Linked DNA regions of Mus musculus: regions 1, 2 and 3 are each linked to region 4. The links are chromatin loops, found by intact Hi-C in ENCODE. Cell type or tissue: heart. All regions are shown on one strand. Each heading gives the region's core, and the rest is flanking DNA. Links, peaks and the distances in the headings are about the cores only. Region 1 overlaps Ivns1abp (influenza virus NS1A binding protein). Region 2 holds the start of Ivns1abp (influenza virus NS1A binding protein). Region 3 overlaps Swt1 (SWT1 RNA endoribonuclease homolog (S. cerevisiae)). Region 4 holds the start of Gm36077 (a long non-coding RNA gene).

Region 1 (7,556 bases), core at 562-5,561, 270 kb after region 4:
GATCATTTGCGTTCTCAGTGACACATTTCTCTTCAGTAATTGTTGGTAAGTGAATATTCTGCATATTTAGCAGTAACTTTGTTTGGGGTGTGAGCTGGCTCAGTGAGAAGAGGCACTTTTCTGCAGAAGCCTGGCAACGCACATTTGATCCTTGGGAACACTGGTAGAAGGAAGAATTAAACAAAGTTGCCTCTGACTTCCACACACCCTAGGGCTGGGGCATGCTTCCCCAACTTAATAATAAATACCATTTTTTTAAAGACACGGGTTTTCTGAAAACTGTACTGAGTATAGACTCTATCTCAATGTTTAAATGGTCAGAGAGATCCTAACCATTTGGCTATGAAAACTTTCTTTTTAACAGTGTGTGGGGTGGGGGAAGGGGCGGTCTTTCCTTTTTCCTTGTGGGTCCTTGGGTCTTGAACTCAAGTCCTCAGGCAAGGTGGTAAGTACACGACCTGTTTAGTGCCCATCTTGCAGGCACCTAACAAGCATCTTTATCATTTTTAAAAATTTTTTAATTAAAATTTGATTTTTTTCTTTCCTCCTTTAGTATTCCTTTTTGTGTATTCTGACTTTTAAGTTACTTTAAACTGAATCTCTTACTCTTACTCATTTAGTATAAGTTACTGGTTTATAAGTTAAGTTAAAAACTTGTTTTGAGAACAATAGGCTGGAGATGTAGCTCAGTGGTTGTGTTTACCTAGCATATTTGAAGCCCTTGGTTCTGTTCCCAGTGTTGTATATAGGAAATGGTGTCTTTACAAAGAATTTTAGTTTTCCAGGGCTGGGAGTATGTGCCTCTGATAAGGAAGGGGGATTGAGTTCAGGGCCAGTCTCAGCTGGGTTCTGAATTGAAGGCCAGACTGGGCTATATGAGATGTCTCAAGTGAACATTGGTTTAATTTTGAGAGTAACGGATGGACAGCAGCCAAATCCCTACATGCCTCTCTTAAGCCGCTTGCTGTATAGGTTTGGAAAGAGAAAGATTTCATTTTCCTTCCTTCCGGAGGAATGCGTGTTTGACCTGGAAACCAGGTTTAGGTTGTTGAGATGCTCACTACTGGGTGATGGTTACAAAGTCATAGGATCAAAGTCAGGCTGAGGTCATCCGTATCCTGGACCAGTGTTGTTTGAGCTAGGATTTTGTGCAATAAATGTTTTGGTGTGTTGGTAGGATAGAATTTGGGTATGTTTGAAAAATACATAACATTCTTTTTTGAAACAATGGTTTACTGTGTACTGTGATTGTCCTTGACTTTACTGTCTTGTGTATGACCAGGCAGGCCTCAAACTCAGGAATCTACCCGCCTCTTTCCCAAGTGCTGAGATTAAAGGTGTGACTCACCATACCCTGCTTGAAAAATTTTAAGAACTATTTACATGTAAAATAACTTAGCTTTCTTTTTTTTTTCTGTTTAGCCAAATTTATAAGGAAAAATGATTCCCAATGGATATTTGATGTTTGAAGATGAAAATTTTATTGAATCATCTGTTGCCAAATTAAATGCCTTGAGGAAGAGTGGGCAGTTCTGTGATGTTCGACTTCAGGTATTTAAAACTTAATTCATGACCTTTTGTTACTAAAAAAGTAAACTCATAAAACCATAAGTTGTGCCCCCACCCCCTAAACAGGCAATTAATGAGATGACTAGGGGGTTTTTTGTTGTTGTTGTTTTGTCTTGTTTTTTGAGATCTTATTTTTTTACGTGTATGGGTGTTTTGCCTGCATGTATGACTTGTACCACATGCCACATGTGTGCAGTGCTGTGGAGTTGAGAAGACGGGTAGGATTCCCTGGAACTGGATTTACAGGTGGTTAGGAGCTACCATGTAGGTGCTGGTCCCATGGAAGAGCAGCCAGTGCTCTTAACCATTGAGCCAACTTTCTAGCGGTGAGATGACTTTTAACTAGAACTGTGAGACAGAGGAAGCTGGTATGTTGAGTGCATAGTCAGCAAGACTTCTTTCTCATTTTGGTTTTCATTATTTCAGGTCTGTGGCCATGAGATGCTAGCACACAGGGCAGTCCTGGCTTGCTGTAGCCCCTATCTATTTGAAATCTTCAATAGTGACAGTGACCCTCATGGAGTTTCTCATGTGAAGTTGGATGATCTCAATCCAGAAGCTGTTGAAGTCTTGCTGAATTATGCATACACGGCTCAGTGAGTGCCTTCAAATGAACCAGAACATCAAGTACCGAGTGTCTGGATGTGAAAAGCCTGGTCATAACTACAAAAACTCCCCCCCCCCCCCTTTTTTTTTAAATAGGTTGAAAGCTGATAAGGAATTAGTAAAAGATGTTTATTCTGCAGCCAAGAAGCTGAAGATGGACCGAGTCAAGCAGGTAGCGTATTACACATTGTGAAAGTAGTATACTGGCAAGGTGTTCTGAGGGGTTAGGATGTAGAAATTATCACAAAACATCTAATTAGGCCCAAGATTTAGAGTTTCAGTCCCTTCCCATCTTGGGTGAGCATGTTGTTTTGACCTTTTGGTAACAAGGAAGGAAAACCTGTCCTCTTGACTGACAGTCTCTCTCAGTGAAGATTCCATTCAATATTTTTGTATTTAAGCTACTTGTATATTTTTCTATGATGATTATGATGATGATGACAAGATAGTATTGGGAAATCAAGTTACATAAAATGCTACATCTCTGATGGGTATGTTTAATTTTGATAGTATGTTAAATAGCATTACTTACATTGTCAGATCACTACACAGAACTGTCGCTTGGCCTTGACATGAACCTTTCTGGCTTGGGCATAAACTAGATCAGTTTCAAGATAGTGTGTGTTCCCAAGAGTAAATGGAATTAGAGTGGTGTATTGACAGTGTCTGATACAACAGATTCATGTATGTGTGTGGTCTACACATAAGGGAAAGTACCTGCAGAGACCAGAAGGCTTTGAGTCCCCAGGAGCTAGAGTTAACCAGTGGTTTTGAGCTACTTGCCTGATGTGGGCCAAACTCGGGTCCTCTGAAAGAACAATTAGCAACAAGTACTTTTGCTCACTGAGCCATTTCTCCAACACCCCTAGTCATAGGATTTTTAAGCAGAGAAAGTGGCTTTGAATAAGGGCCAGCAAACTAAAAATGTTCTTTAAAGGGTCAGACTTTTTAAGTAAAATTTTATAAAGACCAGCTATGTGTATTCTATATATAATCTGTGTAACAAAATTTAAACCAGTAGTTTTCAACCTTCCTAACGCTGCGACTACTACAGTTCCTCATGTTGTGGTGCCTTCCAACCATAAAATTATTTTTGTTCCCATTTCATAACTGTAATTTGCTATTGTTATGAATTGTAATATAAATCTATTTCCAGTGGTCTTTAGGTGACCAAGATGAAAAGATCATTTGACCTTCAGAGGGTTGCCACCCCCGGATTGAGAACTGCTGAGTTAAACAGTTAAGACAAACAAAATGCCCCACAAACCTAAAGTACTTGTTGCTTTTGTAGAAAACTCAAGCTCAATTCTAAGCACCCATAGATGTCACCCAACCATTGTAATTCTGGTTCTAGAGTGTCTAATGCCCTCTCCTGGCCTCTGCAAACACTACATGCAGATGGTGTATTGCATAGACATATATGCAGCCAAACACCCATACAAAATGAAAGTAAATGAATCTTTAAAAAGGAATCCTGTGATTAGGCCAGTAGGATGGCTCAGCAGGTGAAGCTGCTTGCTGTGTCAGTCATGGTGACCTGATTTCTAACCCGTGCAACAGGTAGAAGAGGTAAACCTACTCCACACGGTTGTCTTGTGATATCCATGCATGAAGCACATACACACACTGGATTTTAACAGAAGTCCTATGCACATTCCAGCATAGTTTCACATTCCAGCTTCGTCCTAATACAGATACTATTTTTCCAAATTTATTTCCTAATTCTCTTTTGCTACATTCCATGTGTGCTGTGTACTCAGCTTTTCTATTGCAAAGCCCCATTCCTCCCTAGCCTTTCAGAAAGCCTTACCTGACTGCTCCTGTTGACACCTAGAACCTGTACTGCATTTCCATTTGTCACATTGGCTCTAAGTGATTTAACTTTGTATGCCACATCTTTGCTGTTTCTCGTTTGCTTTTTGTTGTTTTGTTTTATTTTGAGACATCTTGTGATGTAGCCCAGGCTGGGTTTGAATTTAGATTTCTCTTGTCTCAGCCTCCCAAGTGCCCCAGATTCTAGGCATCTATGCACCACTATGCCCAGCTGATGTCACCATTTGTCCATGTGCTGTCCCCATTGTGTAGTTTGATTTGATTTCTGGCTCATTTCTGTATTTCACAGGAACTTGACATTAAATATTCAGTAAACTATGTAAATGTTGGCACTTCTGTATTTCTTTTCTAAGGTCTGCGGAGATTATTTACTATCTAGAATGGATGTTACTAGCTGCATCTCTTACCGAAATTTTGCAAGTTGTATGGGAGACTCCCGTTTGTTGAATAAAGTTGACGCTTATATTCAGGAGCATTTGTTACAAATTTCAGAAGAGGAGGAATTTCTTAAGCTTCCGAGACTAAAGGTAAGGAGTAGGCCACATAGGTCATACAGGTCGAGTAATGGTCTGTGGTTGCGGGCAGTCTTTACCAGGTGAATCAGGGTTGCAGTAGTGCTCATGCTTTGAAGTGGCTGTTAACGCTTACAGAATGGGTGTCTGTTTCCCTGGTTGTTTACTTACTTTAGGGTTACTGATTTCCTTGCAAATTGAGAAAATTGATGGAATACAACTTTTTTAATACAATATTCTTGAGAATTTTTAAAAAGTGTACAGTGTTTTACCATGTTCACTTCCAGATCCATACTCACTTCACGTCCTCTCAACCGTTTCTGGCCCCACATGCTGCTTGTTACTGATGGCTATGGGACAATCCACTGAGCCCTAGTGGCCTGCCAGGAACCACGCCTTTAACTCTCTAGCACTTCAGCTAGTGGCGGGGCTCATGAGCCTCCCTCCTTCCCCCAATACAACTTTTATTAGAAAACTGAGCATTTAGCTGAGAACTAGAATTCCCAAGCTGATGTGGATGTCACTGATATTTGTTTTATTTATATACAATTCTAGTTGGAGGTAATGCTTGAAGATAATGTGTGCTTGCCCAGCAATGGCAAGTTGTATACAAAGGTAATCAACTGGGTGCAGCGTAGCATCTGGGAGAATGGAGACAGCCTGGAGGAGCTCATGGAAGAGGTTAGTTTTAAAGTAAATGGGACCCAACAGTTCTTACCAATTATTTTTGCTATAACATGAAGGATTCCCTTTCACTTTTATTTTATAACCATGACCCTAAAGAATTTAAATTTTGCTATAGGTACCCCTAAGCTGAGAAACAGGGGGGGTGTCCAGGTGAGCTGAATGAACCGTTCAGTTTGGTCTTCTGCTTTTCTTTTTTTTTTTTCCTTTTTTTCCTTTTTTTCTTTGCTGAGTATGTGCCGTTAACTTTCTTTAAAGTAGCATGTAACTTGCTTTAGAAACGGGAGGTGGTACTGACATTTTCTGTAGAGTCTTAATTTTTCTTCACAGGTTTTTGCTTTAAGTCTGACAAGTAGGTAAAGCTTCTAATGGTTGTTCCTCCCCGTTGGTTTATCTCCCCATAGGTTTATTAACAAAACTAGGATCCCCAAGACTGAAGAGCCGAGAAGACACCTCGAGTGTATTGACACACACGTAAAGAAGCAGCAGTCCTGCCCCAGTTCTCCTAAGAAAAGTCCGCTGTGGGCAGAGAGCGATGATGATTTAATGGTGTTTACTCCTTACAGGGTTCTTAGCTCGAAAGCTTTGTGTTTTCAGTGGTGTTGCTCTTACATATAGTCAGACTTGGGGATGTTTTTTAAAATTCACAAGAAAAACAAAATTTGATGGAAAAGTTGGGACTGGTCCATATGTTGATTGGAGCAGTGGAGTAATTGAGTGTATCATTCCACAGAGCCCTCCATGCTCACTCAAGCTAGCCTGCTCTGTTAGGCCTTAGTCACTGCCATTACGGCCTTCTATACAGGCTAGCAGATGCTCTGTCATTTCTGTCACCTCCCATGTGGGAATCAGATGCAGTAGTCATGTATTTGCATCTGTGCAGGAAGATTGCAGCTTGCTTGAATTTTTGAATTTGTTTTTTCCTTTATATGTTTTCTTGATATTAACCTACAGGGGAGAAGTATGTTTATTCAAACAGTACCATTAATCTTCAAAGGTGTAAAGCAATCAGTGTTTTGTTGTAAATATGTATATTTAAGAAACCATGTGTTGTACTATACCTTTTTCTCTTAATGTCACATAATAGAAGCAATGGAAACAAGGAAGATTTCTTTCAAGCCAATCAAGCCAAGGACTCTTCAGCCAGTGTTAGAAGATTTTGTATTTGATCTTGATTTTTGTTTTGTTTTGTTTTCACTTTTTACATTTTTACTACTATGACATGTTTTTCTTTGCATCGGGATCCTGCCAGAGTAAGATGTCAAGACGCACACTGGAGGTTACCTTGAGGCGGTTGTGAAATCTTCGTACTAGCGAGTAGCCATGGTGACAGTAGCCACATGGGTGTTCTGTTGCTGTTTTGCAGGTTCAAACCTTGTACTACTCAGCTGATCACAAGCTGCTTGATGGGAACCCACTAGATGGACAGGCTGAGGTGTTTGGCAGTGATGATGACCACATTCAGTTTGTGCAGGTACACATTGCACAGTCTGAGGTAACCTCAGGTTAAACTTTAACTGGAGAACTTATAGCATTCTTAAATTTTCCTTTAACAAAGGAAAGTGGATGAATTCCATTGTTATAACTGGACAGAGACTTTTTGGGGAGAAAAGAGGCATATTTTACAGCTTCCAGCATTTTTGCCACACTAGTAGAAGCTAACTCAGCCAATTAGACAAACTCCATTTACACCTTTTCTCTCAAATTACTGTTCACAACTAGTAATTAGAATAGTAAAATAAAGCAATATGTTAGGGTTTCGTTAATTTGGTTAGATTTTTTTTTAAGGTTATTTGTAACACGCATGATCAAAAGGATCAGTTTTAAAAAGATATAGTTGATTTAAATTGCTGATGGCTGTGAAAGAAATTTTGTCTATTTAATTACTGAACACTCATGAAATAGAAACTATATCGTGATTTATAATAACTTTATACAGTGTTGAACTCAGAAATGGTTGATCATGTGTTACAGTGTGGTCTGGATGTTTCTCCAGCAGAATGTATTAAAGCAGTATAGTTTCCTTGTGTTGATCGAGTTACGTCTGTAGCCTTTTATTAAACACGCACTTAAATTTATACACATTTTTAACAGTAGAGAACAAACATCTGAGGTATCTGAACAATCTTATGGACACTGACAGTATACAGAAAAGAAACATTATTGTTTTTGTGTGTTAAAATTAAACCAATGTTCTGCATGTGTTTTTTGCCCTCCAACACTGAGCAACACCATAGCAGCCCCACAAATCGTACATGCCACGTTGAGCCAGTCACTAACCATGCTCTTAAGAAGAAAAGCGCCCTGGAGCCTTTCTCTTCAATCACCGCTCTACACCTTCCAAAAACCGAT
Region 2 (7,556 bases), core at 2,214-7,213, 260 kb after region 4:
TTTGATTTTGTGTTATTTTTAGAGACAGAGTATGTATTCCAGGGACAGCCTGGAACTTACTATGTAGCCAAGAATGACCTTGGGCTCACAATCCTCTCCGACCTCCTAAACCCAGAGCTGGATAAGCAAGGCAGGGTACTCTCTCAACTGAGCTCTATCCCAGTCCTAGCTGGGACTCCTTAATTCTTAACTCCTTGGAAACTGTTGAAAAGGAAGGGGACTCTCAGGGCATCCTCATAGAGTAGGGGACTTGAGGAGACTTGAGTAGATTTCAAACACGTCAGCAGTAATGACTTCAGAAAACTACTATAAGGCTGTTAGTAAGTCTGTCTCCTTGGATACGGTAGTAACCAGTAAAGATAATCTCACACTAAAATATTCAGATATATACTTAAAGAATTTTCTGATCATCAGATTTACAAATAAGTAAATGAAATGGTTTGCTTCATTCTGGTGAAAATGGAGATCTTGCTAGGAAAGTGGAATCTTTATATCAGAGAATGCATATAAAAGAAATGCTATTTTAGAAAGGCCCCAAGCTCTCGATTTTTATGCATTACAAATCATAACAATTTCCAGTGACCTACTTTAATGGGTGCATGGAAGCTGGGGCACTTTCCCCTAGGCTTCTTGTGCCTTTTTTTTTTTTTAAATATATACCACTGTTTTGTAGTTCTTGCTCTTAAGATTTCACTGTGTCCTGAAAATACCTTCAAGGGCCAAAGGGAAGAAGAAAAAGTAACAGAAGAAATTGAAACATTAACTTCAAGGAAGGAAAAATAAGAAACAGTGAAGCCTGTCACTGGGAATACGAGAGAAAATTGGATTGGAGGAGTCTCTGCCAGGCTGGACTGGCAACAGCTTTCATTAGGCATAGGACAGACAGACAGAAAATGTCAGCAATTGATCAGAATAATGTCACATGGCACAGACGTTTTAAGATGTAAACAAACGTCTGACCTTACGGTTAATGTTGACTAAGTTTCTTGAGTATCAGAGTTGCTAAGTGGGTAATGTTTAACGAAATCAATCTGCCATGACTAGCATGCCTACTAAGAGAGGTGGAGAGTTAGAAGAGAAACGAAGCTGGTTCATTTTCTTAGAGCCAGCCATAAGAAGGGATCTGCAGGAGTTTTTAACTTTACTGTGGGGAGAAGTTGCTAGGATCCTTGCCAAATGTTTTAGGGCCCTTTCCCAGAGATTGAAAGTCATTGGCCGTAGGGCAGGGCTTCTAATCATAGTATTAGTCTCTGCAGAGAGAGGGGCTCCTTCTGTTCTGAACATACCGAGACACACTGTGCATGGAGGGTTTGGTAGCAATCCATGCCCTTGACTAACAGCAATTAGGACTTATCTCCCAACTGTTTTCACACATTGCCAAAGGTCCCCAGGGACAAAGTAAGTCCCTTCCTTTGAAGAATACCTGTCCCCAGTAAAGCCTAGAGACTTGTATGCCTGCTAAGAAAGATCTCCCTTCTAACTCAGGTTAAAATTTTAACTCTCAGTGCCTCCAAACATGGCACTATTTGGGAACATAGTAGCTTCAGATTTAGCTAAAATAAGCCATACTGGGATTCAGTGGTGCTTACACCAGTATGACTGATAACCTCTTAAAAAATAAAAAATTGGATGACAGGAATATCAAATACATATTAGAGTCCATGCCCTGTATGTATTTCTAGTACTTGGAAGGCTGAGACAGGATGATAATAAGTTCATATTCAGACTGGGCTACATAAGACCCCCCCCCCCCCGCCCACACACACACACACACACACATGCACATCCACACACAACGTATTGGAATTAAGCTGCTGAAGTCTAGTAGCTGGAGTGCAGCCACAGAAGCATGGCCTGCACGGCCTGCATGGCTGCATGGCCTGGGGCAGATCCTTCCCTAGTCTTAGAGAAAGAACCTCTGACTAGTCCCTTTATCTCAGACTTAACTTCCTATAACTGGACACAGACATCTTTCTCTTAAAACAGTCTGTGATAATTTGTTACACTAGCCCTAGGAATTAAGTACATTGAGAATAAACAAATCATTGGCCAGAATTCAGTATGGGACAATATCTGAAGCATGATCAAAGAGAAACAACAAAGGTGATTATTGTCACCAATTCCCAACTTATCTGACATAAAACATACACCCAAATAAATTAATAATGATCAGTCTTAGAAAATCTGTGTATATAATGTGTTTGTGTGTTTACAGTGTTAGAGATGAAACCCAAGCACCCTGGTGCTTTAGGCAAGCACTCTACTGCTAAACTATGTTCTCCGCCCCGAGATCAACATTATGTCCTTTGTTACTATTACAAAGAATGCAAATAATCATTTATGGCTCACTTCCAAGTGTCAGTGGCTATTATACATACTGAGATGCCTGAAAGACAGATACTATGTAAAATTATGCCAGGATTCATAGAGCAGGAAATACTGAAGGCCAAAATGCACTGACTCCGATCACACTGTCGCTTTAAGAGAGTGTTGACTGTTCCAGATTACAAAGACGCTATTTAGTGTACAGCAAGTAGGACCATGTGTCCGGCAGGCCAGTCATGTGCCTGTCCCAAGTGGGCAGTTCATATTCTCTCACTGCCAGAAGGAGCTCAGTAATCCAGGTCCCTAATAGTGTCATTTGCAACAAAAGTAATGTGCTATCAAAGAGAAAAGCTGGACGGCAAATGCCAGTTTCTCTAAGACACATAATCATACTAGCTGACAGCTCAGTTTCTACTTCCTCCTTTTGTGAAACAACAACAAAAAAGAAACGTCTCCTGGCCACAAGATCTTATTTTTTAAAAGTAATGAAGACCCCCCTCCCAATTTCTATTTCCTACCCGCTAACACATTAAAGAAGGGTAGGAAGCATTGTCAAAGAGCTCCAAGAAATGGCTACAAATTAAGCGGGATGATCAAAGTCAGGTCTAGACTGTGTAAGCGCCCTCTATAAACCAGTATAAGCATTAATCTGGAAACCTTTACCTAACTCGATTATGTGTATACTTTATAGACCTTTGGATATAATCTCACCAAATCCCCTCATCTTCAATCAAGGAAACTTCCCAGCATGTGCTTCAGAGTCATATGAAGAAGTGGAGCCCAGCTTAAATCACATTTGACCTAAACAACTGCCTGCCTCCTAGGGGCAAGGTGGGTGGATGACTGGGCTTGGCTCCTGGGTTAAAAGGCCCCAGGGGGTAGAGATAGGGACTAACAATTCCCCAAGCTACTTTTCTTTGTCCAAAGAAGTCGAGACATCAGGAACTGATACCAGAGGGGGACAAAAAGTAGAAGTGAACACGCATTTTATGGCACACCGATAATATCTCTTTCACCTTTTTTTTTTTTTTTTTTTTTTTTAAACACACTCACTGAATGCTCACCCAAAGCAGGCCAATAGAGGGGCTAGTTGTTCAGGCCCTCCTCTGACTTATCCCTTCTTCCTCCATTCTTCTCACCCCTCCACCTCCAAGGTAAGAGCCTGATGCTCAACTACTGCCGCGGGGTTCCCACAACACGCAGCTCCAGTCTAGGCTAGTTGCCTAGAAGTCAGTGTGACGCTGAGAACTCTAATCGCCACGTCGGATCTCTGGAGAAGGTAGGGCAGGTGGAAGAGGAAGGAGGGAACCAGTTCCTGGACAGTGGAAAAAAAAGGGCGAAGCGAGGGTGTGAGGCTCGGGAGGGAGCGCGCGCTCGATAAGTAACAGGAGGAGCGGTCCCCGCCGCCCCGCTCTCCCGGATCACCTTGCGCTGACCTAGTTGAGCCGAGAAGGAAGGAGGGGGCGGTTGAGGAAAAGAGCTATGAGGTGGGCGGGGCCCTGTCCGGGGGCGGAGCCTCAGAGCGGGATCTTCCCGGGAGCTCGCCTGTGATTCGCTCAGGCATCAGAGCCGGAAGCGGCCGGGAGGCGTTGGCGGCAGCGCACGTGGTGACGTGCGAGGGAGTGCGGCGCGAGCGCGCGCGGCGGCGGCGGCGGTGGCAGTGTGTTCGGGACGCGCGTGGAGGTCGGTCAGTCGCTCGGAGGTGCTGGGCGCGTCGTGGCGGCGAGCGAGTTCCCGCGAGTACCCACTGGTCTTCCTCAGCCCGCAGCCTCCCGCCCGGTCGCCCCGAGCCCCTTCCAGCGCCTTCCGCCTGCAGCCCGTCGAAGCTCTGGAGATGAATTTCGCCATCTCTTCAGAGATGACCCAGGTAACGCGCTGTACGCGGGCGCCGCGGGAGGGAGAGGGCGGGGTGGGAAGATGGTGGTGGTGCGGAGCGTCCCGCTGTCCCGGGAGACACGGGCATCGCGGGGCTCCGCATTCGGCTCGGTTGCCGGCTGGCGGGGGAAGAGCGCGGTGGTCCCGGACCTTCCTCCGCCGGGGCGGGGATCGTCAGGCTTCCGCGCTGGGTGACGGAGGGTCCCCGGGACCTGGCCCGGCGGAGGACTAGGAGGGATGACCCGCCGGATGAGAGCGGCGGCCACCGAGGACTGTAGACATCGTTTCCCGCTGTCAGGAGCGAGGTGCCGGCTGCGGTTTGGGGCTCTCCGGGCTAAGACTCCCCGCGGCCGGCGCGTGGGGACACAGAGCCGCCCTCAGAGCGCATCGGTTCCAGGGGTTAGGCGTGGGGTGGCACGGAGTCCCTGGTCGCCGTGGACCACGGGGTCCTTTGTTCGAGCTCCACGTTGCCCGCTTTTCTTGCCAAGCGCGGGGAAAAGGAGGCGGGAGGAGCGAGGGAGCGGCTGCCCTGACGTGTCAGCTCTGAGTGACTGCGCCGCCGGCCAATCGCGGCCAATCGCGGCCGGGGGTGTGCGGGTGCCTCGCTGTACCCGCCGAGAGCGCGCCCCAGGCCTTGCAGCGCGGGGTCCCCGGCGCGCCGGGGCACAGGCTCCATGTTCTCTGAAAGAAATAGGTGGAGAGCAGGCTTTTCGTCCGATCACCTTTTTTTTTTTTTTTCTATTTTTGGGTAAAGGACCTCGTTGATAAGACACCGGGGAGTGTCAGAGTGGAGATTAACGTAAGGAAATCTGTACACACACACACACAAATTTGAGAAATATTTCCGCCTTTCCCTCAATAAGTTGCAGATAAATGATTCCGGAGAGCAAACATTTCGATCAAAAAGAAGTCGGACGGCCTAAAAGGCAACGTTTTGTTTAATGTCTGTCAGTAGTGGAGGTTAGAACACCCAGATATCAAGTTCTTAGGAGTTTTGTTGTGGTCTCCTGTTTTGGCAATACACCATAGCTCTGGAAGTAAGAGCACACAAGCCGCACGGACTAAATCACCTTAGCCATATTTTCTTTAATTTTAACACCAGTGGTTGACTTAGGAAAAAAATAACTAAGAAAATAGTTTCAGGTTGAATCCTGCTAAGTCTTTAATATCTTTAAAATGTTAAAGGACTTATTTGTAAGCCTGGATGTAAACATTGACTGGGTAGAACTGGATTGAAACCAATATGCTGTAATGCCACCTAGCAGGCATTATATCAAACCCACACTTTGGTGGCTTCCTTGCAGGGAGGCCTGGGGTGGCTTTCTTTTGATTTCCTAATTAGTGAAATCTTGAGTTAATTAATAGATTCCCATTTCTGTAGCCTTTGTCTTAATTTATAGTTGCCTTCTAACTTTGTCTTTTCCAAAGACAGCATTTCACGCTTTATTTTAGTTATTGGTGGGAGGTTGACCTTGTTTTTGCATTTCTTGTTTGGATGTTTTAAGTGCCATATAAATTTAGTTTTTCAAAAAAGTTTCTTGACTGTCTTGGCCAGTGATATTAATGTGACTTACCCCAGAGGGTTTTTTGTTGTTTTTGTTCGTTTGTTTGGTTGGGTTTTTGTTTGTTTGTTTTTGTTTTCTAGCTTTTTAGCAGTTTGATGGTATAGTCAGATGCTGCAGGTAGGAATTTTTGAAGGTTGAGCATATTCCTACCTTCTGTTGGTGTTAAAAGTATTATTGGAGTGATTTCTGGTTCAGTTACCACTGTGTTAATGTTTCTAGCCCTGTAACAGTACTCTTTACACTTCTGATGTCAGCCTGGATATCCAAAAGTACCTCAGCATTAGAACATCCCAGTCTTGCTTCTTTTTTCTTTCTTATTCTAAAAGTGGCATGTTGATAGTGGTGCGCCCATGTTAAGATGCCTTCAGCCCTCACTCAGCGCCTTAGTTGAAGACCAAGTCAGCATGGGTGTGTCTAATCTTCATTAAATGTCTCCATGTTCTTTCCAGGCATGCCCCCACCACACCTTCTCTAACACCCTTTTGTCAAACCTTCATCTGGTCTCCATACTTAGCATTGTTTAAACCTTAAAATAAGTTGGTAATTTCCGCTTCACCGTGTACCATGTGCATCCTGCAGTCTACCTTCTATTGAAACCAAAACAGCCACAGTTTCTGGACTCTGTGCTGCCATGTCTTATCTTCCTCTTTGCCTGAGCCGGTTTCTCTGCTTTATCCGCCTCTACGGTATCTAAGGCTGCAGAAACTGAGCTAACTCCATTTTGTTCTAAGTTTTTTTATTCCAGTATGTGTCTGCCATGTTTAGAATCACAAGTGTCTGTAGCTTGTGGTTAAGTGTTTGCTTGATATGCTTGAGCCCCTGGGTTTAGTCCAACACTGGGGAGGGAATTCTTAAATTACTAAGTGATTGACTTCTTTGGAAAAAATTACCTTGAAACTTAAATATTTGTGGTTTACCTTAGCAATGTTTGAAAATGTGATGTTTCCTTTTGCTTAGCAGAGGGTGGGAAATGATACGCTGTTCTCACAGCTCTGTAAGACCCGCTGGATTATATTTCACTTAGGCTAATCTTCTGGGCTATAGTAACTCTTGAATACCAAATAGTAAGTCCCCTGTCTTCCATTTCTTCTACCAACCACACTAAGGAACTGAAATGTCTTTAGCAGTATATATTCATTTTCACACCAGTTTCAGTGTTAAAAATGGATTGGCTCAAACAGTATTTTAAATACAAAAAGTACATTTTATATTCTTATATGACTTAGGGATGTTTGAGCCTTGGTCTGGCTTTTGAAAGATAAAATTTCCCCCATTTTAAAATATCATTAGTTACTGTGCATAAGTTTTATATATGAAATAAGAAACATGAAATTTGAGAATACTTTAAGTTTTTAAAAAAATTTTATGTAGTGTGGCTATTTTGTCCAGAAGGCATCTGATATACCCAAGCTTATCTTAATGAAAGTAAACATGAACTTTTAAAAACAAGTTTGTATTAATTTAAAGGTCATTTGGACTTGGCTAGCTTTTTAGAGTTGTAACAATGGGTAGGTATTACTGATAAAGGCGAAATTCATATTAAAATCTTTGCTAGACAGTCTCATGTAGCCTCAGTCAGCCTTGAAACTTACTATGTAACTCAAGTGGGCTTTGAACTCTTAATCTTCCCATCTCACTCCTAAGTGCTAGGGATATTGGCTTGTGTGCCCATTTCATATGTTAAAATTGTAGTAAGCAGAAAGTCAGATATTAAATAAAAAGACCTTATTTCTCAAAATTGAAAGCAGTATTGTAGTGTACATATTGTACAAGTGCATATGCCAGAATTAC
Region 3 (7,556 bases), core at 981-5,980, 310 kb after region 4:
CTGTACTTATTTTACAAGTAGGGGCAGTTTAAAGATTCAAAGAATTTGAAGTACTAGAGGCAAAAAAATGAAACAGCAACAAAAACCCACAGGTCAGGATCTTTAACATGTAAAATCTAAACCTAATCAACAAAATTGATTTGAATTACTCTAACATGTGGTTCATCACATTTTTTTGGTGTCTGGAAAGCTAATAAGACATGGATGTTTTCATCCTTTTCTACCTCCACCCTCTTAGAGAGATAGCTAAAAATGGTACGAATTCACTGTTTCATCTTAGGTTTCTCAGAAGCAAATAGATGGTGAACAGTATTGATAAATTAGGATACCTAATTAGTGAAAACTAATTACACCTAGTATTTTTCAAGTTCAATTAAGATATTGTATTTTGGAAATAATGTATTTATTGTTTAAGTTAGAGACATAAATAAATATTTAAGGCATGTATCAAGGGCTGGAGAGATGGCTCAGTGGTTAATAGCACTGACTGCTCTACCAGAAGTCCTGAGTTCAATTCCTAGTAACCACATGGTGGTTCACAACCATTTATAATGGCATCCAGTGCCCTCTTCTGCTGAAGGCAGCTATAGTGTACTTATATACATAAAACAAATGACCTTTTTTTAAAAACAGGCATGTATCAAATCTAAATGAATTATACAAACAATTCTCAGTAACATATATTTTAGGGTTCAGGATGTACCTCAGTTGACTGACACTCTGGATTAGATAACCAGCACTACAGAAACAAGAGTGATAGTACTCAGTCACAATCCCACTATTCAGGAGATGAAGGTAGGAGGATCAGGAGCTTAAGGTTATCTATCCTGATGCCGGGCGTGGTGGCGCACGCCTTTAATCCCAGCACTCGGGAGGCAGAGGCAGGCAGATTTCTGAGTTCCAGGCCAGCCTGGTCTACAAAGTGAGTGCCAGGACAGCCAGGGACACAGAGAAACCCTGTCTCGGAAAAAAAACAAAAAACAGAAACAAACAAACAAAAAAAGATTATCTATCCTTGGCTACATAGTAAATCTGAGGCTAGCCTGGGCTACATGAAATCCTGTCTCAAAAAAAATCTAAAAAACTTACTTTTTTGTTCTTTTAAATTATTTTATGTTTGAGTATTTGGCTACGTGCATGTATGTATACCAGGGGCATGCCTGGCACCTGAAGGGGTCAGAAGATGGTGTCAAAACCCCTGGAATTAAATTTAAAGATGGTTTTAAGCCACCATATAAATGCTGAGAACTAAACCTACATCTTCTAACAAGAGCAACATCTCTCTAGCCCCTCTTCTTTGTGTGCACAACTTTCTCTTGTCCATAAAGGAAATAAAAAATTCAACAAGAAAAAAAAATAAAATCTAAAGTGTGTAGTGATATATATCCATAATCTCTATACTATAAAGTCCTAAAAAGAAAAAATGCGTGCATTTGAGACTAGGTGAACTATCTACACAAATTCTACCTCAAAAAAAATAAATTAACTAAATAAATAAGTAAATAAATCCTTCAACAACTACTGTGATACAACTTCTATAGAAGGTCTATGTTCCATAGCCTGTGATAAGCCTTGCCTCTGTTTCAATGTCCTTGGTATTTACTTAGTGCCTTTAGAATACTAGAATAAGTAAAAGTCATAGAATCCTTTTATATTTGGCCACTAAATTCATGTTTGGAATGTTTGTGATGAGCTATCTAAATAACAATCTATGGGTGTCTCACCTCTGCGAGTACTTGCAGTAGTTTGTTTACTTGAGCAAAGGTCTGGGGAAGAACTCCATCATAATTTGACCTTGTACTGAAGGCATGTAACAAACTTTTAGAATCCTGAAGCAAGAATTTCACTGTTGTAAAATCCACTGCCTTATTTGCTGGTAAGAGAAAAATTAAGGAAAATATGAAAGAACGGGTATACAACAATTCCTTGAAACACTAATCAAGTATTAATTTTACAATTTAATCAGAGAAGGCATTTACAAAACTATGTCTCTCTGGTGTAGAAAGCAACAATTGCACACATTCGTAGACAAAGCTCACACTGACTCTGGTACTCTGTATTCAGATTCTAGCTCCCTGAACACAGTCAGCTTCAAAGTAAAGAAAAGTAGAATGTTCTAGTCTTCAGTAAAAAGGATTAATCACTAAACAAAAAACCCAAGCACAGAGTTTTCAAAGATGAAACTGTCTCACATCCAGATGACTATTACAGAGGAGTGAGTGTCATATGTTAAGAGGCAAGCAACTTGAAATTCTATCATATATAAAACAAGATTTATTAAAAATAGTATGTTATCTCTTTGTACATAAAAGTTCAGCTAATAAACAAAAACTTTGGACAACAATAATAAACAAAAGAAAATAGAATTTTCCTCCTATAGAGTAAGATAACCTACCATAATAGCTTTCTCTCATTAAGCTCAAACATTTCCACTAAATTACCAAGTTATTGGGGACAATCATTTCAAAGGTCTAAAGTTATTTAAAAAAAAAAAAAAGCCAGACATAGAGGTGCATGCCTATAATTTCAGTACTCAAGATTTAGAGGCAGGGAAATTGCTACAAGTTCAAGGCCAGACTTGCCTACATAGTGAAAAACTGCCTGAAACAAACAAAAAACACTTAAAAACAAAATAAAGTAAATTTTAATATCACAAAACAAATGAGAGAAAAGATATACTTTTCATCATTGAAGCATAATGATAGGTAGTTGCTTCCAAAGGCAAAATCTTCATGTGTTAATGTTTGGTTTGCTTCTGTTTTAATATTCATAGATTTGAAGGCTGTTTTCACAGCCAGACAGACAAACGCACAGAGACACAAACACACACCAACCTCAGGTGTTTTTCCTCACAGGTGCTTTTAAATCAGATCCCTCACTGGCCTGGGGCTCCTCTAATTAGGTTAGGCTAGCTAGCCAGCAATCCCCATAGATCCGTCTGTCCCCTCTCCTGTCCTCTCTCCTGTCCTTCTATACAAATACACACTACTGCACCTAACTTTCTTAAAGAAGTTCTGAGGATTGAACTCAGCGCCTTATGAGTATGTGGAAGCACTTCACTATTTGACCTATACCCTCACCTCTAGAAACTATTATATTTACATCTGAACATGGCTTTCTTTCCTTGGCTAAGTGAGTTAAAAATGAATAAAGCGTCCCTGTGTATCACATATAAGAATCTGCTTATGAGATTCTGAAGAGTCAGGTAGAATTTTAAAATAATTTTAAAGGCTGGAAAGATGGTTCAGCTGTTAAGAGCACCTTGTGGAAGATGTGAATTTGATTATCAGCACCCATGTTGTGGTCAGCAACCCTAACTCCAGTTCCAGGGGATCTGGTGCCCTCTTCTGGCATCCATGCTTATGTACAGAATGACCAGGCAAAATATCCATATAAAATAAAAATAATAAAGTCCTTTTTAAAAAGACATTTTAATAATTACTCAGTAATTCTTTTTACTTTATACTTATTTTATATTTTGAGACAGAGTCTCACATGTAACCAGGCTGGCCTGCAACTTGGTATATAGACCACACTTGCTATATAGCCTTGTAATCAAGTATTAGAATTAAAGTCATGTGCTACCACACCCAGCAATATTTAACAATTCTAGGGGCTAGTGAGATGGCTCCACTGACTGCTCTTCCGAAGGTCCTGAGTTCAAATCTCAGCAAAAAGGCTTTATTAATAGTTACGCTGGCACACTGAAAATCTCAGCACCTGAGAGGCTAAAGAGAAGATTACGGCCAGCCTCAGCTATTTAGCTGAGCTATTGAGCTATTTCAAATCTAACATTTGAGACACTAGAAGCTGTCTCAAAAAAAAAAACTAAGAGAAAAATAGTGTTTGTTAAAATTCTGAAGGAAAGAAAAATAAGAATAAATTCTATATATAATAAAAACAAAAAACTCATATAGAAACAAAGTCAAAAGTTAACCAGTCATTTTTAAACATTTCTCCGTGAATTGATATAAGGACGTTAATTAAGCTTGGTATATTGAAGTATTGAAGTCATACCCATGTACAATGGAAGAACTATGGGCACTGCTATTCAAAGACAGTAAGCAACATTATACATCATTATTTTTTTAATTTAAAATCGATTTAAAAGCTGGAAATGGTGGTACACACCTGTAATCTCAGCACACGAAGGGGAAGCAGAAAAAACATGGGTTCAAGGTCATCCTAAACTATATATTGAATTCTCGCAAGCACTAGATTAAAGCACACTGCCACACCCAGCCTTTTCTGGGCTCTTGAGATCTGAACAGCAGTCATTACGCTTATATAGCAAGTACTTTACCTACTGAACCATCTTTGCAGCCCATTTTTGGTTGACTTGTTTATTTGGTTTTTTTTTTTTAGAAAGAATTCAATATAGTTAGGCTGCCCTTGCACTCACTATATAATAGCAGTTTACCTTAACTTCTGATCCTCTCGCCCCCACCTACCAAGTGCTTGGATTATAAGCATGTGCCACCACACTAGATTCACTTAATACTTTAACCAATTACTGTGAAAGAAAATGAAAGACTCATACCTTTACAGAGATTTTCATATAGGCTCTCAACAGTTACAAGCAAGTTATTTTCCATAACTAATCCAAATACAGCCAGCCAATGTTTTTTAAAGCACTGTAATAGATTTATTAGAGTCCATGGTGGTTTCAAATACAGCACCTAGAAAGTTACAAAATCATTATCTACTGATTTGTTTTACCTATTATGTAAACATGCCAATGTAGGAACTTCTATACATATCCCTAATAGAAATATAGCTAGTCAGACTATTTTTAAAGTAAGAAGTGCTAATCACAATTTTAAACTGTAAGTCTATCACAGACTGATTTTATAGAATTCATATTAGTAACCTTTAGTTTCATAACTTTTTAGTACACAAAGAAAGCAAACTCTAATTAGTGAAGAAGCATAGTACCTCAACCTACTTTTTAAAAAATTAGTGCTTATTAAAATGTGTATGAGTTTTTCTGCATGTTTGTGTACTATGTGTGTCCCTGGTCCCCTCAGAGGCCAGAAGAAAACATCAGATTCCCTGGAATTGGGGTTACAGTTGTGGGTGGCCACGTGAATGCTAGGACCTGACTGGGTTCTATGCAAGAACAAGTGCCACTTAGTAACCACTTAGCCTTTCAATCTACTTTCCTATATGGTCCTTTCCGTAATCAAAATAATCTAAATACTTCAGACTACCAGAGGGGGGAAAATCAAACAGTATTATCATTTCCTACACTTACAAAGACATACTTATAGAAAACTGATAGATATATTTATAAATAAATATAGATATTTGTAAATAATTCAGGAAGATGTCAATGCCTTTTTCTGAAACCTCCATATTTCTATGAAAGATCCAATTTATACTAATCCTCCAAGATCGTTTTTATTATTCTCTATTATTTTTGGATCAGCATTTGATCATTAGGTAGCAAACATATCACACTGGTAAGTTTAGAATCTTGCTGAGTAGCTGGAATAAATACCTCAGCTACAATTAACAGGCTGTAACACTTCTCCTAGCTACAAATGTGAACTTGAAATAAACATTAAATTAAGAAAAAAAAATCATGCTGGCTAAATTTGGTGTTTCATTTAAATGTAGAAAAGATCCCGCAATACCTCTCCTGGGCATATATCCAGAAGATGTCCCAACTGGTAAGAAGGACACATGCTCCACTATGTTCATAGCAGCCTTATTTATAATAGCCAGAAGCTGGAAAGAACCCAGATGCCCCTCAACAGAAGAATGGATACAGAAAATGTGGTACATTTTCACAATGGAGTACTACTCAGCTATTAAAAAGAATGAATTTATGAAATTCCTAGCCAAATGGATGGACCTGGAGGGCATCATCCTGAGTGAGGTAACCCAATCACAAAGGAACTCTCACAATATGTACTCACTGATAAGTGGATATTAGCCCAGAAACTTAGGATACCCAAGATATAAGATACAATTTGCTAAACACATTAAACTCAAGAGAACGAAGACCAAAGTGTGGACACTTTGCCCCTTCTTAGAATAGGAAACAAAACACCCATGGAAGGAATTACAGAGACAAAATTTGGAAGTGTGACAAAAAGATGGACCATCTAGTGATTGCTATATCCAGAGATCCATCCCATGATCAGCTTCCAAATGCTGACATCATTGCATACACTAGCAAGATTTTGCTGAAAGGACCCAGATATAACTGTCTCTTGTGAGACTATGCCAGGGCCTAGCAAACACAGAAGTGGATGCTCACAGTCAGCTATTGAATGGAGCATAGGGCCCCCAATGGAGGAGTTAGAGAAAGTACCCAAGGAGCTAAAGGGATCTGCAACCCTATAGGTGGAACAACATTATGAACTAACCAGTAACCCGGAGCTCTTGTCTCTAGCTGCATATGTATCAAAAGATGGCCTAGTCGGCCATCACTTGAAAGAGAGGCCCATTGGACTTGCAAACTTTATATGCCTCAGTACAGGGGAACGCCAGGGCCAAAAAGGGGAAATGGGTGGGTAGGGGAGTGGGGGTGGGTGGGTATGGGGGACTTTTGTTATAGCATTGGAAATGTAAATGAGCTACATACCCAATTAAAAAATGAAAAAAAAAAAAGAAAAGATACTAAGTTAAAGAAATTCAAAATATCTTATGATCATGTTTACTCTCATATTTACATGGTATAAAAGTCTGTAAAATATATTTTGTCAAACATTTTGACCAAATTGAACTGAGTGAGGGAAGTACTGACTACTTGTTATTTGGAAACAAGGTCTCTTGTATCCTAAGCTCCAACATAGCCAAAGATGATCTTGAGCCACCGATCCTCTTACCTCTACCTTTAACTCCTAAGATTATAGGCATGTGCCACTACACACAGTTTATGTGGCATTGGGAATAAAACCTGTAGCTTCATGCATGGTAGGCAACTATTCTACCAACTGAGCTATATCCCTAGTCCTTGTGCAAGACTTCTAAGGATTTAATTTAAGCTCTAGGAGACCAATGTATCAAATATTCATAGTATATGCACAATAACTATTAGCTAATTTTTTTTAAAAAAAGAATAACTATTAATTTAAAACAAAAACACATTGTCACGTAAAGTACCTCTTCTTCCTTAATTTTCCTAAATATACCTTGTTTGTTTGTTTGGTTTTGGTTTGGGTTTTGTTTTTGTTTTTTTTTTTTGAGACAGGGTTTCTCTGTGTAGCCCTGGCTGTCCTAGAACTCACTCTGTAGACCAGGCTGGCCTCAAACTCAGAAATGACTCTGCCTCCCAAGTGCTGGGATTAAAGGTGTGCGCCACCACTGCCTGGCTTAGTCCTAACCTTTAAAAAATGTTTATCATATAATTATCAAAAGATGGTTCAGCATATTAAGGCATTTGCCACCAAGCTCGACAACCTGGGTTTAATCCAGAGGACCTACATGATAGAAAAAGAGAACCAATTCCTGCCAACTTGTCCTGACTTCCACGGGACCACCATGACAAACACATGCTTGCACACATACACAAACTTGTGCACATACATACACAAACACAAAATAGA
Region 4 (7,556 bases), core at 1,760-6,759:
AGAAGGTAGAACAAACTGTCTTCCGTTGAAGTCATCATTGTCTTGTAACGCTGGCCCTCAGAAGTGAGAGACCGGATAAAATACAACAATAATTATTACAAGTAATAAGGGGAACTATGTCCAAGAAATGACAGTTTCAGACGGACGAGTCCATTTGAACAATCAATAACACTTCAATGCTCCTCTTAGATGATATTTTGTGGTTATAGCTTATGGTTAGCATTCTCTTCACATCAAAGGACTCACTTTATTGGTTCTCTGGAGATGTACAGGAGTTGGAAGAAAAGAACTAAACCGCTGCATTGACGTCGACTGAGAGGACGGTGAAAAGTCGCCTTCTGTGCCTACTCTACCTTTCACAAACACACCCTTTAATAGAGTACATTTGAAAACAAGTTGCAATCTTACTGCCGCAAAGTATCTAATGAATCACCAAGTTATTTTGTTAGAATTGCTTCAGATGACTAAAATATCAATTTGCTTCTGATTGGAATCCAGACAACTTGGTATCAAAACAATAATTAACTTTCTTCCCCACCGCCTTCCCATTTCTCTTTTTGAGACAGGCTCTCACTCTGTAACCCAGGCTAGCCTTGAACTCAAACCAATCCTCCTGCCTCAGCCTTGTGGGTGTTTTTTTTTTTTTTCATTTATGGGTATGAATGTTTTGCCTGTGCCCCATGTGTGTAGAATATTCATGGAGGCCAGCAAAGGACATCTGCAACTAGAGTTATAGGCAGTTGCGCGCCACCATGTGAATGATAGCAACCAATCCCCAAGTGCTCTTAACCATGGCGCCACCTCTGCAGCCCCAGTCTTGGTTATTTTAAAGAATGTGTTATTTATAAGCACTTAGAAATATGTATAATGTATTGTTTATGGGTTAGGTGTGACTAGCTTTCATGTCATGAGCAGAGAATATGAATAGTCTGCGCCAGGCATAGAAATATATGTCTGTTATTTCAGGACTCAAGAGGCCGAGGCAGGAAAATCACAAGCTCAGTGCCAGTTTGCACTATATGGTGTGAATGACATTTTGTTGGAGGAGCTGCACTTTTTATAAGGCTGATTAAGTGACTAGAACTCCACTATTTGTAGGGAGGTTGGAATTCTGCAGACCCAAAGCCTCAACTTTAATATGGGCTACCTTTACCACTTTTAAATATCAATTCCTTGCCTGCTTCTGTATCTATGACTAACAGATAAGTCTTTTAAAATGTGCAAAATTGACAGACTACTAACTGTCAGCAACCAAAAAACAATAAGAGAGTCATCAAATAGCTCACCTCAGGCCTATAGACATCTCCCTGCTTTTACTGTAACTTATCTGATGTTTCCACTCATATATTTCAAGACTCTAAATACTAAAGAGAGGAAAAAGGGAGGAAGGGGAGGGGGAAGAGGAAAGGAAGGAGAGGAGGAAGGGAGGGGAGGAAGAAGGGAGGGGTGGAGGAAGGGAGGGGGAGGAGGAAGGAGGGGGGGGGAAGAAAAACCAAAAGAGCAAAGGAAAAGGATATGCACGGGGAGTGTTTCTGGGTCTGGATAGGGCCCTCTGCTTGGCTTTGCTCGCAAGGGAAGCCTAAGGCTGGCAGGGAGTTTAGAACTGTGCTCAAGAAAATGAGAGAGACCTGCTCTTTTCCGGGAGGTCTTGGGCAGGAGAGCTGTAAGATCCTTAGGAGATGAACACAAACCATACTTGTAGGGGCATCTCCTTTGACCTCACCTGGGTCATTGTTTCCGACAGCTTTAAGCCCAACAGTGAGAGATCTGACTTTGGGTCTTTATCAACTATTTAAAATATACGTGCTCAAGTGGATATAATATTCGTAATTAAATGATCACCCGTGTGCGTGCTTTCCAATCCAGAGACTGAAGTAGCATAAACCAACAAAGAAGTTTTGTGTGTTTCTGCATTAGACAGAGAATCCATCTTTATTACACCAAAAAGAGTTTATGGAATGACTTTTCTACGGTGGCTTCCAAAGTTGCTGCACTGTGGAAAGGCAGAAATGAAAGTCACACTCGAGGGTTTTCTGTTCTAGCAATGTTTGTCTTCATATCCTAACAGTTTGTTGTTGTTATATTATTGTTGTTGTTATTGTTATTACTATTATTAGTTTTACAGTGGGTGTGTTTCACAGTCTCTCTCAAAGCACTTTGAGATCTAAGGACAGCCTTTTCTCATTGTCCCTGTCGCCATTTTTCAGTGCCCTCTTTGTCCTTCTTCTGTCCTCCCCATCCTATGAGTCTTTTCTAAAAACTCATAAAAATGAAAGTTTTCACACACCCTTCTCTGCTTTGGATGTGAAACCTGGGTTGGCACGCTGGCGACGCACGGCTAGTCTCTACCAACAGTGGCCGCTAGAGGGAGACTAAGAGCTTGCTCCTTCCTCGTTTCACCTGTTCTTGTTTGCCTTGGCAATGGTCCTCCATCCTGCGATGAGCGATTGGTTTCAGCCTCCTGCTTTATTTCCAGAATTCTTTGAATGTATTTGAATGTGGTCTGTCGTAAATACAGATGCTAGCTAGCATTGCTGGGAAAGTTTCCCAGCACCCCAGAGCCCCTCAGACACAACCCCTGCTGGCTAGTGTCAATCTCCCACCCCAACGCCCAGGATCCTAAAACTAAGGGTATGTGAAGGGAGAGGGAGGCATTGGACACAAAGCTCCGGATTCTGGTGTTAAGAGGCAGCAGCTTTTGATAACTCTCCTTTTTTTTTACCTCCGCACCTCTGTCTTCCGCTTTCCATCTCTCCGGGGACTCACCTAGCAGCTCCTAAATCCTCGCAGTCAAATAAATAAATAAATGTCTTAAGGCAGCTTCTTCTTTCCGGGGTGGATCTTTGTGATTCATCACTGACCCCAAAACGACCTTATTTTGGTGCCTAAAACATATCCTCTAAATGACTAGTGTGCATGGGATACAGGCTCAAGGCAACAGGAGAATGGCCCACGGAAGCCTGGCTCTTCGGAGCTCTGTGCTCACCAGAGCTGTGTTCCAGCTGCATTTACTTCATCTTTCCAATATAGTCCTGGTACTATACCCCCGTGCTTCTTGCCAGCTCGGAGTCCACCCACATGTTCCTCTTGCCTGGAGCTCTCCTCCAGAGGCAACTGGTTCAGGCCTACTCCTTTTTCAAATCTAAACTCACTTATTGCTTCTTAGGAGGAACTTTGCCCAAACTTTCAGGGTGAGACCCAACGTTTTCATAGCACCTTGCAGCTCTTCTAAAAATAGGGTTTAAATAAATAATGGACGGCTTCACTGTTCCGGAACGTAAATTGGGTGGCACCTAAGGTACCGACCATGGTGGCAAGTGACTGGAAAGAGCTGAGCAACCCTGGAGCCAAGATTCTGGGCCTTAGGACTGCGCGGCTCCACTTTGCACAAAGAGGAAAAGAACAAAGCCGGCAGTCTAATGGGAAAGACAAAACTTAGATAGGCAGAGCAGACGGCATTCGGAGAACTCCAGCAGACCTTGTGTGTTATCAGAGCACAGAAAAGGACAACTCCCCAAGGCAAGGACGATAAGAAACCTGCTGGGTAGTTAAGACTCAGAAAGGACCTAAAGGCACTAAAAAGGGCTGGGGGTGGGGGTGTTTAAGACACTATAAACACACAATAAATAAATGATCTACGATCCTTTCTCCACATGTTATTTTAAAAAAGGTGTGTGTGGGGGAAGCAAACAACATCAACAACAAAAAATATTTACATTATGAGTTTTTTTTTAATTGAGATATTAAAGACTTTCTTCCCAGCCACCAAGTAAACACAGTTACCAATTTCTTATGAAGCCCTTGAGGGACAATCTCCAAAAGGGCCAGAGCACAGAGGCATGCCAAGGTCCAGTGTTCCAAGTGGCAGGCCACTGCAGGAGGGTGCCAGGACACATCACAGCCAGTGGCCGCTGTGGGCAAACAGGGACAACGTTGTCAATCCAGACGAGCATTTGTCCTGCAAAGGCAGGCAGCGAACCTGCAACCTGAAGCTGACACAGAGCTTGAGACTCTGGACCCTGTAGATGAAGACCAGAAGCAGAAGAAGGAAAGAATCGGGTTCACTGGCAAAACTATTCAGAAGCAGGGGCTAAGAAATCGCTGGTGGAAATGTGTCCGGAAGTTGAGCCGTTATTGTTAGCAAAGCGGAAAAGGAGAGTCTGGAGGACAGGCTCATAAAAAACCAGGGACTTTTAGAAAAGAACAGGAAGACAGCTGGAGGCAGTCTGAGCCTTAGAAACAGAGCATTAGAAACAACAGCACCAACAAGGTCCTTTTAGGTCTGAACTAAGATGCAAATCAATCAAATTCTCCTGCCGAGTCTGGCACTTGGAGAATATCTATCCTCTCTGCAAACGATCTGAGCTGTTCTTTGGGATTGAAAATATTTTTACCTGGTTGGGCATGGCTGTTTTTTTGTTTTTTATTATTTCCTATCAAGCCTTGCTATTTTATTTAAAATAATTTCAGTCTACTAATGTATAACATAAATGGTCGAATGAAGTCTATGAGTATCTGTATATCGCTTTTGCAAAAGTGAAATTCTATAGTCTGTGCTGAGATTTGCTTGTTTCCTTGGTCTTTCTTGTAACAATGCTGGTCTTGAACCTGGGACCCTACACATGTAAGACATGAAGTCTGCCATTGGCTGTGTCCATGGCCCTAATATGCCGTTTCATTTTTAAAGATTTATTTTATTTTTAATTTAAAGGTACCCTGTCCTAGTTAGTTTGAACATAGAATTCATTGTTATCAGCCATCATTATCCTACACCACGTAGGATAAGTTCTGCATATGTGCAGAGGTTAGAAGATTGTGTCAGATTCCTAGAGCTGGACATAAAGGCTGTTGTGAGCCAAGGGGGATGGGTGACCAGAACTCAAGTCCTCTGTAAGAGCAGTATGCCCTTACAACTGCTGATCCAGCTCTCCAGTCCCCAACACCAACTTGTTTCCATTGAGTACCATGTTTGAACTACTCTGACAGCAATTCATTTCATCATTAGCCATCAATTTTCAAAACTGAAGAAAGAGAAGTCTAGAGGACCGACTGAAACCATCCATTGACGATCCAGAGGAAAGAAATCACTTAGCAAAAGCACTCACTAAGCATCCAGCTTCATGTAAGGAAGCAATGTGGGCCACGACTGCCAGGAACTGACTCTGAGATACATACAGTGACTCCTCGGAACCATCACTTTAGAAAAGGCTTATTCCTAAAACTGTTTTAGCACGGCTCGCTCTCTGAAGAGCAGTTTTGAATACATCATTTGCTATTTCAGAACAATCCAACAAATTACCCAAATCAGCTATTTTCAAATATGTTTTGATTCTCAGTTGGCACGCAGTAATTGAGCATACTTAACGGGCTGCCGTGTGGCACTGCATAGATGTGTATAGTGTGTAGGGATCAGGTCAGGGTAATTGACCCTGCTCTCAGACATTTATCATTGCTTTCTGTTAGGAATATTGAAATTCCTTCTGCACTAGCTATCTGTAATATGAAATCAGTTATTACCAGCCATCCTCCTCCTACTGAGGTGCTGAATATTAGAGGCCATTGGTCCTATCCACCTGTACCCTTCTACCACAAACAACCCTCCCTCTGTCTTCCCCTGCTTCCACCCCTTCCCAAGTTCCAGTGACCACCTTTCTACTCCCTACATCTCTGTGATCAGAGACAGGGTTAAGCTGAAGGACATTATACTAATGAAATAAGTCAGGTGCAGGAGGGCAAATTCCATTTCGTTCTTACACACACATGGAAGCCAAAGGGACTGCTTTGGGTTGATGATTAAGGTTGATAAGCATCTCTCTACCATATCATTCCTATTTACATTTTTAAAAATTCCCTCATTTCTTCTACTCTCAATTCACAACAAACTTTACTAAATAAAGATTCAGGCTCTGCTCCCTCTACTTCTGCACTGAAACTCTGATTTCCCAACGTACTCCCGTCTGTCTGGATTCCAACTTTCATTCTCCCTTGAGAAAGATCCCGTCCTCATCTTTCTAAGCCCCCCCGAGAAGTTTCACACTAACCACCTCTTTCTCCTCAACATGTTCTCTTGTCTTGGCTTTCATGACTCCGCCTTCTGCTTTTCCTTCAGAATCACTGGCTGCTCTTTCTTAGGTTCTTTTGCCAAACTCTTCTGCCACTTTTAAAGTTAAATGTCCAGGAAAAAAAATACCATCTGTTCTCTCTCTCTGAACTTCTGCCTTAGTTATCTCTGTGCAACCCAATGGCTTTAAAGGACACCCATATGCTAATGATGGTGAGGGCTGTGTTTCCAGTGTGAACCCACCCATTCCCAAGTTCCAGGCTTTGTATTTTGGCAACTCTATTCAAATGTGTAGTAGAACCTCAAACTTAACAGGTCTGTAATACTCCTACCCCACACCCTTTTCAACAATAACAAAATCCTTTAAATTTTTCAGTTTTTATTACATCGCTCACTTAGATCACCGTGGGATACCCACATACACTCTTTCCACCACTCTTTTAGATTCAATCTCTCCACCTCTCAAGAACATATTGATTTCCTAATTGCAGTAGGTGTTTCCCCCCTCATTCTTGTGACAAAATACATAACAAGAAAAGATTTCAGGGAGGGAGTGTTTTGGTACAGTGTGAAGAGTCACAGTCCATCACTATGGGGAATGCATGGCGGCAGGAAGACTGGCTATTTACACTGTATGACCAGTGTGGGAGCAGGGGACAGGGACCAACAGTGGTTGCCATGAGACTGTAAACCCTCAAAGCCCACCACTTCCCTCAGCAAGGTTCTACCCAAAAGTTCCAGAGTCTCCACAAATAGCGACACCAGCTAGGGACCAAGTGTTCCAATACATGAGCCTGTGAGGACCCCGCACATTCAAATCATAAACTTCCTAGTTTTTAGATCTGTCCCGGTCCTTCTTCCCATCACTAACCTCACACTTTAAGAAATGTTTGAAGATGTCTCTCTCTCAAGACTCTGCATTCACCAGCAATATGATCTGAAAGTGACTAAATTTCTCTAAGTATCAGTCCTTGTCCATACTACAGTCATGCCATGGGGGGTATAAAAGAGATGTTCCCTATAGCCTTGGGCATTTGAACACTTGGTCCCCAGCTGGTGGTGGCATTTGTGAAGGATTATGAGGTGTGACCTTACTAGAGGAAGTGTGGGACGGGGTGGGGGGGTGAGGGTGTGGGGGTGTGGGGGGTGTGGGGGTGTGTGGGCTTTGAGGTTTCAGAAGCCACATGACATTTCCAATCAGTTCTCTCTGCTTCCTGTTTGTGAAGTGAGATGTGTATTCTCACGTGTTGCTCCAGCCCCAAGCTTGCTGGCTGTCTGCTACCTGCTCCCTGTTACCTGTTGCCTGCCTGCCTGCCTGCTGCCTGCTGCCTGCTGCCTGCCTGCCTGCTGCCTGCCTGCCTGCTGCCTGCCTGCCTGCTGCCTGCTGCCTGCCTGCCTGCTGCCTGCCTGCCTGCTGCCTGCTGCCTGCTGCCTGCTGCCTGCTGCCTGCCTGCCTGCCTGCTGCCTGCCTGCCTGCTGCCTGCCTGCCTGCCTG

What was found. Hi-C counts contacts between places; a loop is a spot of excess contacts. Peaks named below come from ENCODE experiments on the same cell type or tissue, not always from the same donor. Only the 100,000 strongest peaks of a DNase experiment are listed, where the experiment ranks them.
Region 1: a loop joins it to region 4, with 3 times the contacts of the local background. A loop is called at or near these places in 38 of 42 quality-filtered maps.
Region 2: it touches region 4 in a loop (5-fold over the local background); 40 of 42 quality-filtered maps call a loop at or near these places.
Region 3: it touches region 4 in a loop (2.9-fold over the local background); 4 of 42 quality-filtered maps call a loop at or near these places.

What each region holds. Positions count from the first base shown.
Region 1 is chr1:151,349,559-151,357,114 of GRCm38, forward strand. Ivns1abp (influenza virus NS1A binding protein) reads left to right here. Exons shown (of 15, transcript NM_054102.2): 2 at 1-45; 3 at 1,423-1,551; 4 at 1,996-2,165; 5 at 2,272-2,347; 6 at 4,362-4,535; 7 at 5,076-5,201; 8 at 6,571-6,678. The coding sequence starts at 1,441. Among named protein-coding and RNA genes, the nearest start is that of Ivns1abp, 8.8 kb to the left of the region's middle. In heart, for the core only: a CTCF peak has its summit at 3,548 (motif pointing left); no DNase peak of the experiment used is centred there.
Region 2 is chr1:151,340,564-151,348,119 of GRCm38, forward strand. Ivns1abp (influenza virus NS1A binding protein) reads left to right here and starts at 3,935. Exons shown (of 15, transcript NM_054102.2): 1 at 3,935-4,192. It also overlaps the pseudogene Gm10138. In heart, for the core only: a CTCF peak has its summit at 3,170; DNase peaks (open chromatin) are centred at 2,548, 3,168, 3,868 and 4,758; H3K4me3 peaks cover 4,789 bases; H3K27ac peaks cover 4,547 bases.
Region 3 is chr1:151,386,896-151,394,451 of GRCm38, forward strand. Swt1 (SWT1 RNA endoribonuclease homolog (S. cerevisiae)) reads right to left here. Exons shown (of 20, transcript NM_025819.4): 14 at 4,541-4,679; 15 at 1,725-1,873. Among named protein-coding and RNA genes, the nearest start is that of Swt1, 38 kb to the right of the region's middle. In heart, for the core only: a CTCF peak has its summit at 3,344 (motif pointing left); no DNase peak of the experiment used is centred there.
Region 4 is chr1:151,076,734-151,084,289 of GRCm38, forward strand. The region is part of intron 1 of Gm36139 (a long non-coding RNA gene); the gene reads right to left. Gm36077 (a long non-coding RNA gene) reads right to left here and starts at 7,187. Exons shown (of 2, transcript XR_387461.2): 1 at 6,042-7,187; 2 at 3,712-4,019. Gm36297 (a long non-coding RNA gene) reads left to right here. Exons shown (of 4, transcript XR_387468.4): 4 at 1-597. In heart, for the core only: CTCF peaks have their summits at 3,926 and 4,171; DNase peaks (open chromatin) are centred at 2,398, 4,018 and 6,028; H3K27ac peaks cover 3,356 bases.